Linked DNA regions of Homo sapiens: region 1 is linked to region 2. The links are chromatin loops, found by intact Hi-C in ENCODE. Cell type or tissue: PC-3. All regions are shown on one strand. Region 1 has its middle 25 kb from the start of LINC02304. Region 2 has its middle 82 kb from the start of PAPOLA.

Region 1 (5,000 bases), 600 kb after region 2:
AGGAAATGTCGAAGACTGGGTAATTTATAAAGGAAAGAGGTTTAATGGACTCGCAGTTCTGCATTGCTGGGGAGACCTCAGGAAACTGACAATCACGGCGGAAGGTAAAGGGGAAGCAGGTACCTTCCTCACAGGGCAGCAGGACGGAGTGAGGGCAAGCAGGGGAAATACCAGACACGTAAAACCATCAGATCTCATGGGACTCACTCACTCACTATCATGAGAACAGCATGGGGCAACCACCCTCATGATTCAATTACCTCCCACTGGGCCCCTCTCACAACATGTGGGGATCATGGGGATTTCAATTCAAGCTGAGATTTGGGTGGGCACAAACCCAAACCATATCAGTGGCTTTTCCTTGAATAATGAAAAATAAAATGGATTTGGCTTGGTTTGGGGATCAAAAATCACTGCTGAGACAGACTGGAGGATGAGAGGCTGAATCACGGAGAAGAGCCCTGGGAAGAGGAAGGCAGTGTTATTAACAGTGTTGTCTCTGGCTTTGTGGGGTTAGGCATAAGTTAATTGCCATTGGTGCAGTACTGTCATCACACCAAAGATTCTGGCTCAGTATCTGCTTCTAAGGACAAGGGTCCCATTGGATGTCCACCCCCAGCCCACCTGGCCTGGCACCAGGGGACAGTAGATGTTTCAGAGTGAGGGAATCTATTCAGTATCCCTTATGCCCATTCAGAAACTCAGCAAACATTTTTTCATGCACCTACTATGTGTTGGGCAGAAGGTTAACTTCTATAACATTATTTTATTTAGTTAAAAATGTTCTTCATAGCCTTTAGCTGATGCTATTTTATATGATACATTTGTTATTTGCATAGGATGTCTCTCTTCTCACTTCCTCAGGACAGGGGCTCACTTTGTTCGCCGCTATATTCCCCAGTGCCGGTGTCTGGAATCAGGCTGATACCCCGTAGAACTTCTTGAACTAATGAATGAATAAATGTGTTCTCTCACACTCTTTCAGATGGGTGTTAATCTCTGTAATACCAGGTTAGGAACAGAAGTTCAAAGAGGATGAGCACAGCACAGGGGTTAGAAGCAAGGACTTCAGAGTCAGGTGGAACTGCAAGGTTTTATTTCATTTTACTTACTCTTTTTCTCTCCAAGCCTCATTCTCACACTGAAAAATAGGAATCATAGTAAACCTACCATACATAGTGGTTTTGTGAGGATTAAATTAAGTCAGAGAAATAACTTTGCTCTGTTCCTGGCATATTGGGAAATATTCAGTGATTTGCAGCCAAAATTATGACATAGAGGTAGGACTGGGTTGAGTGTAATCTCTGTTCTCTGGCTCCTTTCCCAAACACTAAGGGTCGATTCTACACAATGGTGATGAAGGAAGCAGGATGTGGCTTCAGGGACAGTCATCTTCCCTTTAAGGGTCGTGTGGGCTCATGCATGTTAACTGAACGTCTACTATGAGCCAAGCCTACAAGATCTGCAGTCACAGATACAAATGCGGCACAGCTCTTGCTTTCAACTTTGCTCTCAGCCTCATGGAAGAAACTGATAATTCAGAGAAACGGACTGTATGAGTTTTCTGTTGCCATTATAACAAATCATCACCTTCTTAGTGGCTTGAAACAACGTGAATTTATCTCACTGTTCTGCAGGTCAGAAATCCAGAATGGGACTGTGTTCCTCTCCGGAGGTTCTAGGAGAGAATCCACTTATTTGTCTTTTCCAGCTTCTAGAGGCTGCCCATATTCCTTGGCTCATGGCCCTTCATCACTATGACCTCTGTTTATTTTATCACCTCTTGTCCCTTCAGTCTGACACCCCTGCCTCCCTCTTATAAGGACCACTGTAATTACATCAAGCCATCCAGATAATCTGGAATCATGTTCCCATCTCAACATCCTTAACTTACTCACATCTACAAAGTTCCCTTTGCCATCTAAGGTAACATAGTCACAGGTTTGAGGGATTGGGACGTGGACATCTTTGGAGGGGCATTCTTCTGATATGGTTTGGCTGTGTCCCAACCCAAATGTCATCTTGAATTGTAGTTTCCATAATCCACATGTGTCATGGGAGGGACCTGGTGGGAGGTAACTGAATCATGGGAGAGGTCACCCCATGCTGCTGTTCTCATGACAGTGAGTGACTTCTCACAAGATGTGATGGTTTCATAAGGGGCTTTCCCTGCTTTTGCTCAGCACTTCTTCCTGCCATCTTGTGGAGAAGGACGTGTTTGCTTCCCCTTCCACGACCACTGTAAGTTTCCTGAGGCCTCCCCAGCCATACAGAACTGTGAGTCATTTAAACCTCTTTCCTTTATAAATTACCCAGTCTCAGGCAGTCCTTTACAGCAGTGTGAGAACGAAATAATACACTACCTCAATGACAGTAGGACTGCATTAATGCATTGATAAGGACTGCAGTGGAAGCTCGGAGGTGGGATACCTTATGCAGTTTTGAGAATCAGGGTTTCATCATCTAGAAAGCAAGAGTTTGAATGCACCGATTCCCAAGGCCACAACCTTGAACATTCTGAAATCTACAAAAAGCCAGTGTCTTTCCTACTGTAGTATTTTGGGTTTGCTGAATCTAAGGTCTACTTGTGAAGTCAACATCTTTGCAAGTTATCAATATTAAGAAAAAGGACCCACACATAATATCTGGCTCCCTTCATGAACACACTCTACTATGTTCCCCCTGCCAGCTTCCCCAAAACAGCCTGGGGGCCATGGTCACAGGAACCACCAGCCCACCCTCCAACAACTCAGAGGGACCTTGACGTTGGTTGAGGGGCCCTTGAAAAGGGAATGAAGTGCTGCTGAAGAGCGTCCCCCACCCTGCCCATGCCACCTAGCGGATCTTCTTTCAAACCCTGCATTTCTGAAGGCACGTCTTCCTGTGCTTGGCTGGGTGACTCATCACAAGGAGAAACGTTAGTCACATCAGATGACACATGGCAGCAGCTAAAACGGGAAAAGCGCTCCCTGAGTCATCCCTGGAGCCGGGCGGCAAAGGCTCCTCCTGGGACCATGTGTGGACCCTCCAATGAGGGGGGCCTGGGTCACCTTCACTGAGTGGACAGGACACTCAGTGAAGTTCCAAAGGACACTCAGTGAAGTTCCAAAGGACACTCCGCGTCTTTTTCCTCCAGCTCCTGAAGGAAGCACAGTGAAGACTCCAGCATGGAAAAGCGTGTCCCACACGGCCTCGGCGCCTCCATGGATGATAGGCATGGGGCACCCCCTTTCCTCTGGAAGGTTCTGGTGGGGGGCAGCACACCGTCCACGGGAGCAACGGCCTCTGCATCTGCCCACTGCAGATTCACTTCGTATTTTTAGTTCCCAAACCTTGACATCCAAGCTCCCGCTCTGTGGCTTCCGCGGCAGCCTGGCAAGCTTCCTGTGAAGTCGCCCGCTGCTGAGCTTCCGCACCCTTCCTCCCGCAGAGCCAGCCAGTCATGGAAGAGCGGGATCATCCCGGAAGGTTGGTGCGACAGGAGTGGGTGGTGAGGAAGGCGAAGGCAGCCTTCTCGGAACCTGGCTCCCTGAGACAGGACATGGAAGCAGGGGTGTCCTCTTCTGTGGAACGTCATTTAGCTTCTTCTCACCCATTCTGCAACACACACACACACACACATACACACACACACAAACACGCCACATGTACACATGCACATATACGCACAAATACACACAGTACACACTGTGCATACACATGCGGCACACACAGTACCCACATGTACACATGCACACATACACACAAATACACACACAGCACACACACATACACACATGCAGTACACACAGTACCCACATGTACACATACACACATATGCACAAATATGCACACAGTACACACGCACATGCGGTACACACAAAGTACCCACCTGTATGCATATGCACATATACACACACAGCACACACACACACACACAGTATACACACAGTACCCACATGTACACATGCACACATCCACACAAATACACACACAGTACACATACATACACACATGCAGTATACACAGTACCCACATGTACACATACACACATATGCACAAATACACACACAGTACACACACAGACACACATACAGTACACACACATAGTACCCACATGTATGCATATGCATATATACACACACAGTACACACACATACACACATGCAGTATACACACGGTACCCACGTGTACACATGCACACATACGCATGAATACACACAGACAGTATGCTCATACACACATGCAGTATACCCACAGTACCCACATATACAAATACACACATATGCACAAATATACACACTGTATGTACACACATGCAGTACACACACTACACACATGTACACATACACACATATGAACAAATACACATAGTACACACTCTGTATGTACATGCACAGTGTACACACATGCAATACACACACAGTACCCACATGTACACATACATATGCACAAATACATGCAAATCCACAAATACACACACGTGCACACATGCAGTACACACACATACACTCAGTACACACATGTACACACAGTACTCACACATACACATGCACAAATACACACATAGAGTACACACACATAGTACACATAAATACACACAGACACACATATCCACACATGCAGTACACACATATACATATATAGTACACAGATACATGTATAGCACACACTTGCACACACGCACACATATACACACATACATCTCTACCAGAGATTTTGCATCTGATAGAATAGATGCTTCTCTTTCACACCTTAAGGCATCTAGGATAACTTTCTTTCTTGTTTTCTAAAATTTTTTAAATGTTTAAAATCCTTAATAGCATAATGAAGATGAAGTCTCTGGAAAAAGAGCAAAAAATCTCAAGAAAAAAACAAAAGCAGGCTGACATGATGACAGAGAGGCAAAAATAGAAAGCTTAAATAAGAAAATAATGGAAGGAAACACAGAGAGAGCAAGATAATAAAATCTACATAGGTTTTAGGATGAAAAACAGCAAAATTGACGTTAAAGAAATTTT
Region 2 (5,000 bases):
TAGATTCCCCCAACCTGGCCACAGTGTCTCCACGCGGCTAATGGAAAAGCCTTCGGAGTGGGCCCATGTTGCATATGCATAAGCTTTCCTTTGGCCGTGGATGGGCATTGGGTGCTCTTACTCCCATTTCAACTGTGTCTCTGTGCTTCTTTGGGTTTCCTTCAAGATTAACAGGCCATCTGGGCTAAACAGCTATTTGAAGTGACTTGGCCAGGCCCTGGGCTGGCCTCTTGGGAACTCTGGGACTTGAGTGTTGAACCCGAGCCCCGCCCTCCTGCTCACCCACTCAGCATGGCAGCAGCAGCTTTTATGTATCAGCAGCGACCTAGAACTAGGCCAAGCATCCCCTTCACCTCCTGCAGGATGAAGGTCAGGCTCCTCACACGGTGTCGGAGGTCCTGCTTCCCCTGCCCCTGGGCCCTCTGTTACACCCATCATCCCGTGTCCAGACTTACCACAGCTCCTGAGCAGGCCTGGTGTTCTCCTGCCTGCCAAGCCTTCGCACCTGCTGCTTCTTCTGCCCTTTGGGCGTTCCTGGGGGTGGGGGGTGCAGAGAGGAGGATCTAGGGCTCCCCTCTGTGTTCCTGCAGCCCAGTGTGTCTGCCTCTGGCACACACCTGCACTTGGAACTCACATCTGTCCCTGCTGGACCCTGGGTCCTCCCTGGGACTCTGGCCTCGCACCTGCACACAGTGGATGCCACCAAGCGAGGAAGGCTCAGGGCCAAAGCGTTTTAACCCCTTTACCGAGAACCTGAGTTGTAAGAACTTGCTGAATCTTGCTACATACAGATGCGGCACCTTAATGGAAATGGCTAAACAGAGAGAGGTTTTGCTGGTGAAGGTTTTTGTTGCTATTGCTGCTCCTGCCACTGAAGGCTTTCTCAGGAGGAAGCCCCTCAAACCACCCCCTCACCCTGGGAAATAGGAAGGTGGGCTGCCTGTCTGTGTGGCCAGCTCAGTCACTGGGGGGCGGTGAGCACAGTGGCCGGATGCCACTGCAGCCTCCCCACCTTCTCCCTGCCCTCCATCTGCCCCTGCCAGGTCTTCCAGGCACCCACTCTCTCCTTCCACTCCTCGATCGGGGTAGCTGGAAGAGCAGAGGGGCTAAATTGAGTTTATATAGCTTTCCCTGTATATATTTAGAGATAAGAAGTTCATTTAGGGATCAGGGGCTGCTGCTTCTCTATGCATCATTAAGCACACCACATCTGCTACTGAGCTAGCAATCAGCAGAATATTGAGAAAAGTTATAAAGAAATCTTTGCATCGGTTCATTTTCATTCTCAACTCCCTGTGTCCTGGCTCTCAGATTTCTGTGAGCGAGTGCAGGGGAGGAAATGGAGCCGCGGCTGTTGGGGCCATGCTTTGGGAGCTGGGGCTGGATTCAGATAATTCATCTTGGACCTGCTGTCTTTTCTCGGTGTGTGTGCCTATGTGCGTGTGTGTGTGCAAGCATGTGAGTGTGTGTTGGGGGAGGGCGGGTGGTGGTGTTGAGGAGATGGTCTATGGAAAGCTGTGCATGCATTGTCCCATGGTGGCCACGCCAGGAAGGGCATGTCGCCTGATCAAGTCCTGAGCATGTCGCCATGGCAGTCCTGAGCACTGTCCTGCAGGTAGGCTGAGGCTGCAGACCAGACTTAGGTGCCATCTCCCTAGATGACCTTGACCAAGCCACCTCCCTTCTGTGGTCCTCAGTCTTCCGGGCTGTAAAGTGAGGGCACTGGGCCAGGTGGTCGCGCCTTGCTGAGAGGAGCAGGGGGAAGGTGAGCTAGTGCAGCACAGAGCTGGCTCTCAGTAAAACCTGTTTGGATGCTGCCACTGTGGCGACTGGTGTTCTCTGGTCCCTGCTGCCTCCCCACCCAGCAAGTTCCCATGGCCTTGGCTTTCTTAGGTTGGTGGCTGAGTGGGGAGAGTCACAGGCACAGGTGCTGGGTTCTGGAGTCTCGGGGCTAGAAACTGTTGCCTTGTGGCCTCCTCCCAGAACAGCAGGTGGGTCTGCCCTCTCTCTAGCTCCTATACCAGGCCCAGAGAACTCAGTCTCCTCAGCCTCTCCCTGGGGACCCCTGGCAAGGGCATTGGTGGCCAGGTGGCCCAAGGTCCCTCAGCCCCCTCCCAGGGCAGTTGTCCCGCAGAGTGACATGTGGCAGGTTAAACTGCAGGTGTCACTGTTAGCCCTGAAATGGGGGCTTGGTTGGGCCGGCCTGTGGGCAGCCGCAAAGGAATCTTCCTGGCTTAGCGGCTTGGCCGGCTGAGGGAGCCCCGGAGCGGGCGCAGCACTCCCTGCTCTTATGCTTTGCCTCCCTGGCTGTGTGGACATTGCCCACCCTTAGCTAAAGCAAGGACGATACTAACTGACCACAGCCTGGCCCCAAGAAAGCACCATTTTCACAAGGCACGCAAATGGCTCTCTGAACACCTGTAATTAGAAGGAATGCTCAAAACCCGGACATTTGTGGGATCAGCATTTAACCTCGGCCAACCCCTCAGGAAGGAGGGGCGCAGGGAGGCTGAGTGCAGCCACGTCCATGCAGTCAGTGTGGCCAGCCTGGGGGGCCTGTGAGGACTGAGGGAGGGTGGGGACCCCTGGGTAGAAGAGGCCAAGAGCTTTGTGCTCTATTGAGGAAGCTGCAGAGGAGGAGAGACCCAAATCAACATGGGGTGTTCATGCTCTGTTCCTTGTACCTCGAATGGTGGCACTCTTGCCCTCTAGACATTGCTAAGGACTTAGAGGTTCAGGAGTCACAGGCAAAAAAGGCCCCTTTTTAAAGTGTTTTTAAAAGTGACCGGTGGGGTGCTGTTTTTCCGGGAAATTGAACTGCATAAACCACAGCCACTGACCGGGAAACGCCTGCCACCACCAAATTGCCCCCGGGAACTTGGGGCACAGCGTCCCAGCCCTGGGCCAGGCAGGTTCCTATAGCCGCCAAGTGGATTACACACCCTGGCTTCACTTCAGTGGGCTTGTTGACCCTCAACGTACTCTCCCCATGTTGTTTTACTCCCCTTTTTAAAAATTCTGCATTTCATTCTGGACCAAGAAAGCCCTTGGACTTGAGAGAAAACTAGTATCTGCTCGAAGCAGGTTTGGAGGGGTCTCCGTCTCTCTGGGAGCTGCAGTTCCCGCCCCAGGCCCAGCGGCTGCAGGAGTGGGGGCTGCTGGGCTTTCTGGGCTTCCGTATCTTAATTTCTGTTTAAAGAGAACGTAGAAAGAAGGGTGTGTGTATCTGTGTGTTGGTGGGGAGAGAGGGCATAGAATATTTTCAGGTCTTAAAAAGAAGAAGAAAAAAATAAATTTTTGAATAAGAATGGTCCATGTACTGTGACCGCAGGGCAAATGCAAATGTCTGTTTTCAAACACAGACTCGTGAATTCTTATTAGGAGTTCGTGACTGCGCCTCCAAGCAGGACATTACATATTCATCAGTGTGAGCAACCAGGCTGCCCACTTCAGGTGTGGCCTTCGCAACACCCGTGTCCCTTTAATCTTGGGGGAAGAAGGAGAAGGAGAAGAAAACCATGACCAGCCACATTTGGTCTGTTTTCTTCAGTTGCTAAAGTGTTAAGGGAATAGGAGATAAAAAGATGCATGCAGAAAAAGCAGCAGCCGCAGCGATACTCCACAAAGATCTTTTTAGTGTCAACTTAAATGTACACAAATAGCGGATGATGATCTCTTTTATTGGACTAACATTTATCCAGTAATATCCACACACTTTTAAAACCATTGAGGCCTCCTCTTCAGGTGTTCATTTGAATAGAAATAGCTGAATGAGTGTTTTTATAATTGATCCCCTGAGAACTGAATGTCTAGTGCTGCATAACCAACATTTTCCCATTGCTGGGTTTTTTTTCCCCCAAATTGCCACTCTGCAAAATTAGGATTTTGTACAGTTTTGATAAGAGAATTAACCTCCCACGTGCCAAACTCCCTGAGTATGAGGGACTCCCAAGGAATCGGATTGTGCGAGGTCAGCTTTGACACCAGATATTTTACGGGGGCTTTGCTGCTGCTCAGTCTGAGAGAGGGAACCGCAGAGATCTGGTGGGAGGTAGACTTGATGGAGGCAGAGGGAGAGGAGGAGGCTGTTGCACACCCTGAAAGGTTCCTGGACCCCAGAATCTTGCGCTTCTGACTTTTCCTTCTGCACTTGCCAGAAACACCCGGACGCTCACTCTGGCTCAATGTGGCGTCTGTGGGTGCTTGGAGCCCTGGACCTTGATGGAAACGTGAAAGATTTTCCTTTCCTCTCCCTCGAAGTGTTTCCCCCAGGGCTGCCAAGTATGTCCTCAGAGTCTTCACTCTAGTTCTTAAGTTACAATCATAATATATGCTTATTGTAGAAAACTTGAAAAATGTGCAGAAGTATAAAGTCGACAATAAATATTACCCCAAATTCCACCACCCAAACACTGTGGTGTTTCCTTCCAGTCTTATTTTATGTGTGTGCATATTAAAAAAAATATATGTATATGATCATACTGCATACATAGAGTTTTGTAACCTGTATTTTTTTCTTTCATTTAATAGTAATATACAAAGCATCTCCCGTGTCTTTAAGCATCATCTGTCAGCATCAATTTAGCGGCTGTGCACACAGCTATCAAATGGCTGTAGTTGAATGAACTTAATTACCCTCTATTGATGGACAGTTGGGTGGGGAGCTTTCTTTTTTGACTGTGTAAAAAGGAAACGTCAGTCTCTGGCCATTTTGTGGGAGACTTATTTAAACCAGGGTAAGACAGTTATTTAGGAAACAGTTTTCCCTTCATGGCCTAGAAGTGAAGGAAAGAGCAGTTTTTTGCAGCAGAAACTGACCAACGTGTCTTCAGTAAGACAAGCCACAGGGCTCAGGGCCAGGGGGAAGCTGGAGCAGCCGGTCTGGCTCCCCTGTCACTCCTAGTTCACGCTGATCCCAGCTCTGAGTCCTGGTGTCAAGGAGGCTGCTTTCAGCTCCAGACAACAGAAACGCTGCTTAACCCGCTGCAAAAGCGAGTACG

What was found. Peaks named below come from ENCODE experiments on the same cell type or tissue, not always from the same donor. Only the 100,000 strongest peaks of a DNase experiment are listed, where the experiment ranks them.
Region 1: a loop joins it to region 2, with 4 times the contacts of the local background. A loop is called at or near these places in 2 of 110 quality-filtered maps.

The regions. Positions count from the first base shown.
Region 1 is chr14:97,177,605-97,182,604 of GRCh38, forward strand. No RefSeq gene overlaps it. Among named protein-coding and RNA genes, the nearest start is that of LINC02304, 25 kb to the left of the region's middle. RefSeq lists enhancers at 2,143-3,342, 2,748-3,042. In PC-3, a CTCF peak has its summit at 2,811; DNase peaks (open chromatin) are centred at 1,347 and 2,907; H3K27ac peaks cover 3,714 bases.
Region 2 is chr14:96,582,198-96,587,197 of GRCh38, forward strand. No RefSeq gene overlaps it. Among named protein-coding and RNA genes, the nearest start is that of PAPOLA, 82 kb to the left of the region's middle. In PC-3, a CTCF peak has its summit at 2,210 (motif pointing right); a DNase peak (open chromatin) is centred at 2,184; H3K27me3 peaks cover 506 bases.